2 separate regions of the Mus musculus genome follow, and region 2 is linked to region 1. A link is a loop called in an ENCODE intact Hi-C map of the cell type or tissue named here. Cell type or tissue: heart. All regions are shown on one strand. Links, peaks and the distances in the headings refer to the core of each region. The heading gives the core; the rest is flanking DNA.

What was found. Peaks named below come from ENCODE experiments on the same cell type or tissue, not always from the same donor. Only the 100,000 strongest peaks of a DNase experiment are listed, where the experiment ranks them.
Region 2: it touches region 1 in a loop (2.1-fold over the local background); 9 of 42 quality-filtered maps call a loop at or near these places.

Annotation. Positions count from the first base shown.
Region 1 is chr6:50,403,607-50,406,516 of GRCm38, forward strand. All of the region lies in intron 2 of Osbpl3 (oxysterol binding protein-like 3), which reads right to left. Among named protein-coding and RNA genes, the nearest start is that of Gm52900, 23 kb to the left of the region's middle. In heart, for the core only: no CTCF peak of the experiment used is centred there; a DNase peak (open chromatin) is centred at 1,355; H3K27ac peaks cover 957 bases.
Region 2 is chr6:50,454,586-50,457,495 of GRCm38, forward strand. Osbpl3 (oxysterol binding protein-like 3) reads right to left here and starts at 1,769. Exons shown (of 24, transcript NM_001347213.1): 1 at 1,240-1,769. In heart, for the core only: a CTCF peak has its summit at 1,375; DNase peaks (open chromatin) are centred at 876 and 1,686; H3K4me3 peaks cover 1,965 bases; H3K27ac peaks cover 1,700 bases.

The DNA.
Region 1 (2,910 bases), core at 301-2,800:
TGGGAGACACTGTTTTCCCCTTGCCGGCCCCTGGCTTTCAGCATCCGACTTCCAGAACTGATCCATTACAGCACCAGTAGGGAATGAATGTATTGCCTGTATCATGTTTCAAGGGGGTAGGTGAATAAAAGTGTGAAACAAGGCAGGCAGATTGCAAAGGCCAGCTTGGCCTACATAATAAAACATTAGTTCAAAAAAGAAATGAGCCTATAACTCAACTGTGAGTCTGAGCCAGGAGCACGTGCAGGCTACAAGGTTTAATAACTCTGGCAATTAGAAAGCCTAGGTAGGTCTGGTCCTCTTCCCTCCACATACAGTGATGTGCCATTAGGCAAGCATGTCGGTCTCAGTGACGGATCCCTACTCAGAGATGATGAACTCTAATGCCTCTGGACAACGCCAGCAGTCTAGGTCTACGCCGTGGTCGGTGGATATCATCAACCAGCTCCGGCGTGTCTTCTCGCAGGCCGGAATGCAACTGTGAGACTGGGCACACCTTCCCACATCCAGTCTCTGAGCTTAATGAGACTTCATCATTGCCTCCATGATGGGACCTGAAGGCAGGCCACCTTCTCATCACTAAATCCTACACTATCTTTCCTGGCAAGGCCACACTGTGGACCGTGGACCTGAGATAGGCTTGCACACTTGAGTGAGCAATCACCAACACATGAGAGGAGCATGAATATGTGAAGAAAAAATGCAAGGAGAAAGGGGGTGCTGAGGTCTCAATGCCTAGCTCCCCTAGTTTTCATAAAGTAAAATCTCATCACCAATCTGATGGCAGTGGGAGCTGGGTAAGGGATCAGTTAGGTTAGGAAGGCAAAGCTCTTACGGATGAGATCAATAACCTCCTGCTTGAAAAAAGTGGGCCCCAAAGTGCTACCTGCTCCACCCGGCAAAGACAATCCCAAAAGGTATGACCCAGGAATCAAGAAAGACACTCTCAGGAGAGGCCATGCTGGCTGTCACTTCAATCTTGGGCTCTCTAGTCTTTGGAACAATGAGAAATACACTTCTGTTCTTTTTAATCTACGCAGTTTTTGGTATTTTGTTGTAACAACCCAACCTGACAAGCTGATGGAGTCAGGCATTTGAGACGCGCCTTGACAAGAATGGCATTTCTGACATTCCTTTTTAAAACAAAAGAAACATTTCAAACTCAAAGTGGCCCCTGCAGACAGACCTACTGTGGTGAGGTGAGATGCCGGGCTGTAACCAGTCAGCTGCCTTCCCTTCACATTCAAATTCCACACGTGACCGAAGGATGCTGCCGAAGCAATTCTAGGCTTCACGGTTCACAGGAGGAGAATGGACAAGCCGCTGCCCAAAATAGTTTAATAAGGCCAGCAATGACTCACAGAGTGACAACAGGCCGAGCCAACAGATGCCTGCACAGGGCAGCCCAGGCGAGAGGGAGGCTCATGGCATAAAGTTAAAACGGAAATTCAAGGACAGGAAGGGACATCCAGTTATAGACCATGAGGACCACCAAAAAGACAAGGTCAAACAAACATTTCAGCTTCATAATTCATTAACACCATCTTGGTGACAAAAACAACAGACCCTTGAGTGTCAAAAGCAACTACATGCACCTACCTAAGAATGTTTCTCCCTCCACTGGACTCTGAGTAGGTCCCACGTTTGCGCTATAATTGTATGTGTATAACATTTTCCTTTGTGTATGAATAATTAGGAGGAAGCGAAAAGGACAAAACTCCCAGACATGAACAAGGACAGTGGCAGGCATGGGTTAGTCTAATTCCCAGAGAAGATTCACCCACAGTGTGACCGCTTGGAACGTTGACCAAATTTCCCATTCTACTGCTATTCCAGAGAAAAACGAGTCACTCCATAACACTGTAAGTTTTTTAGAGCATAACCCTGAAAACAAAACTACAGCAACAACAAACATCAACAACAAAAGCCCCGTGGGCCAGTGAGAAGGTTCAGGAGGTGAAGGTGGTACCTATGAAGACATGCAAGCTACACGTGGTGGAAGGAGAAGGAACTCGGAGTCCCACTAGTCGTCCTCTGACCTGTGTGTGTGTGTGTGTGTGTGTGTGTGTGTGTTCCATGCATGGCGCACCTCTCTCTCTCTCTCTGTCTCTCTCTCTGTCTCTCTATCTCTGTCTCTGTCTGTCTGTCTGTCTGTCTGTCTCTCACAGACACACACACAGAGCTATGTAAGATCTTCATGGGTATTATGCATAGAATAAATAGAAACCCTATAACAATAAACTGTGGAACTGCTGGCATGACACCAGCTTTATTTTCTATAAATAGTCCATGGAGAAGATGGGGAAGGCAAAGCTTGGAAAAAGAAAAGAACAGAATGGGACAAACTTTGCAGGATACACACACACACACACACACACGCACGCACGCACACACGCACGCACGCACGCACACCCACAGAGTTAGACCTAATGTGTGATAGTTTTAAAATGGAAACCTGTGAGAAAGTAATTTTCTCAGCTGGAACCAAACATAGGATCAGAAGTAACGGGAGAAAAAGTCATCCCAGAGTGTTGTTTTGATATGAAAGTTGAATCTCACGTTGCAGGACAGACCTCATCTGAAAGACACCTGCATCAATCATCTTAGTAGGTGTTTATTGTGAAAATCCCACAGATAATCACAGCATGCTTAACACTGACCTTACCGGCAAGGGTAAGTCTCCTTTGCTGTGTGTCTGGAAAGCAGTCATCTTTTCATTAAAACCCTTTTGTGTGTCTGAGTCATAAGCTCTAATGACAATCAAATTCCTTGGATTAAAGACAGAATTTTCATTGAACAGGAGTGAAGTGAAGTATTTGCCAACCAAATCAAAGCCCTTCATCACCTGCTAGAGAAGAAGGCGCCCGCTGGGCCTAGACAGAAGACAACTCTCATGAAAAACAGCATTTT
Region 2 (2,910 bases), core at 297-2,796, 51 kb after region 1:
TGCTCATCAGCAGGAGTTACTGCCATTTATTAATTTTTCCGATAAAAAAGGAAAAAGATGAAAATCCAAACCAGCCATGAAATCAATAGTCTCAGATTATGAAGAAGTTAACATTTACTCATTCCATAAATGTGTAGTGTGAGGCTGCAGTGTGGAGAGCTGCCTTCTCCACACTGAGGATGGACCGACCGAGAAATAGGACCTGGTCTCTGCTTTCCCAGGACTTCGCATCCTAGCAGCGGAAGAAGGCTGGCAGATGGAAAAACAAGCAGATGATTCCAGACAGCTTTAGGCTCTGTGAAGAGCTGCAAACAGGGCAGTGTGGAGTTGATGGACAGAATGGACATTTAGCCTGGATGCACTGCAATCTGTCTGAAGGTTTCTGGAGGCCAAAAGGAGGTCCTCACCTTGTATGATGCTTAGAGTGTTGAGTGTGGATGACCCAAAGTCAGAGCTATGCTTACCTATCTCTGAAACCATCTTCTGCAGCTACAGTGTAAATAAAATACACTACCCAAACGATCTCATCAAGTAATCAGATTCCTAGGGCACTGCGACATCGGAGGGGACTCCAATGCCCCAGCCCCGTTCCCTGACACAAGGTGAGAGACAACTTTATGTCCCTCTCAGCTCCAACAGTCTGGGAGGCGCGCGGCTGGTTAAGAAGTGTCTGAAGGACACAAGACAATGCCACGGGAGACGCCAGAGGCACCAATCACCCGCTGAGTGCTTGAAGCCCCAAGGGAAGGGTGCTCTCGGTCCCAGTGCAGACACTGTGGAGCGGTGTGACCTGACTGGGGAGGCCGAAGAGCGAGGTGCCTGCACCGCAGGGCCCCAAGCTCGAGGGTGTAGTAAAGCCTTCCTCCTGGCAGAATTAAGCAGGTTTCCTGTGCCTCCAGCCCGTCACAGCGCCAGGCTGTGCCGGGACAGCTCCTCTACGCGGCATCCTCATGCACCCGCACGCAGGCTCCTGAGATCCGCTCCTTCTCCGGGTCCATCCCCGCCAGGCTGTAACTCGAGGGGCACAGCTCCAGGGTGAGCAGCACCAGAGTGCTTCCTCCCAGAAAACTGGCGCTTACACGACAGACGACCTCCTAGTCTCAGGGCTGCCCCGTGGACCCGGGCTTCCCGGGACCACCACAGACACAGTCTGAACCATAGAGAATGGCTGCGTCCCCGAGCCTTCTCGGGGCCTCCACCACAGCTCAACCCCAGGCGGGCGGACGCCCTGTTGCTCACCTAAGTGTTCCGCTGCTGGGGACGCTTCTCGATTCCCCAGTGCGTGCTTCAGACCGAGAAGGACGCAAACCGGGCTTCTCGGGTCCCTGCAAGTCTCAGCCGACGGCAGTTCCAGCACCAGCCGCAGGAGACTGGGGCGCCGAGCGCTGCTCGCAGACAGATGGTGGGCGAGAGCCCGCGCAGTGCACCAGCTCTCCTGGTGCCGGGGTCCCTGGTCCCCTGCTACTGGCCGGTGTGCGATCCCCGCGACCAGTTCTCAATACTTCGCCTAGAACTTTAGGGCGCGCGCTGCCGGGCAATTAGCTGAAGAGCTGGAGCGAGGGGAGGGAGCTAAGAGGAGGAGCCTGAGTTCTCCACTGGGCGGAATAACGTGAAAAGGGCGGTGGAGGGGGGGCAGCAGAGTGGCTCCCACTCCCACCAATCAGGAGTCATCGGGGGAAGGCGGTGAGGCGTTGGACTTGGAAGCTGCAGGCGGATTCCGTGACGCCAGCCAGGGTTCAGGGCGTGTGGAGCGGTGGAGAGTGATGGTAGGTGTGGCTGGGCGGGGCAGCGGCTCCCAGCATCCTTAGAGTAGTGTGTGCCCCTTAGGCTTTCAATAAATATTTAGTGAATGACTTAGGAGGAAGTTGAGGTTCGCGCGAAAGGAGCTGTTTTAAGGAGAAGATTCCAGGGGACTAAAGTAGTCCAACGGACAATAATCACTTGAACACTGAAAAGAGCTGAGAATAAATAAGGGGGAAATATGTGGTGAGCCAAGGGTTAGACACAAGATATTAGAAACTGGTTCGGACTTTGGGGACCTGGCCCCCAGAAGCAGTTGTCCAGATTGGTATAGGGTTACAGAGGAGGCAGGAAGGGAGAAAGGTGTTGTTGTTGTTGTTGTTGTTGTTGTTGTTGTTGTTACAGTTCCCGTCCATAGGTTAGGAAAGAAGATGCAGTGTAGTTTGCGATCGAAACGCAGGAGCATCTGGCTAGATGTCCAGGCCCATCCGACTTCACCGCCCACTTGCCAGAATCCTAGCTTGGATGTCAGCCACTGATAATTTGAGGTCAATTTGCAAACCGCACATGAGTCCAGCGCCGCAGGTGGCCCGGTGGGCAGGGAATGATGAATGCCAGGAACAGATGTGATCCTGCACCTGCGGTAAAGGCACACCGGGTTTCTGCCCTCTCAGAACCTACATTTTAGAGAGGACGCAGACGATAAACCAAAGAGAGTATATATATATATATATATGTGAATAATCAGGAAAACATTGGTGAACTGTTAGCACAGAGAGCGCCATGCAGAGAGCCTCCGAAGGGGTGATGGAAGAAGCTCAGGCCCCTGAAGTCCTCTGGGAGGAGGTTCTCAAATAGGCTCCCATAGCAGGAAGGACTCAGCAGCTCTCAGGCTCAGGAAACGCTTTCTGGGCACTAGGAACTGCAGATGTATTTAACCCCTTTAAGATCCATCTGGCCTGCCTCACCGAACTGGGCATGTTGGCTCCTTTGGCTCAGCTGCTGACACTCTAGATGTTCCAGAGTGCCAAGTACATGCCTCCACCAGCGGCTGACCGTTGTCAGGCTGACCCTGTATGAACGTCTCTGAGGCTCTTTCTCACATCTGTATAAACCATGTTTCATTCACTAGGTTTGGATATTCACTTTCTGGAACCTTCCACGGATACA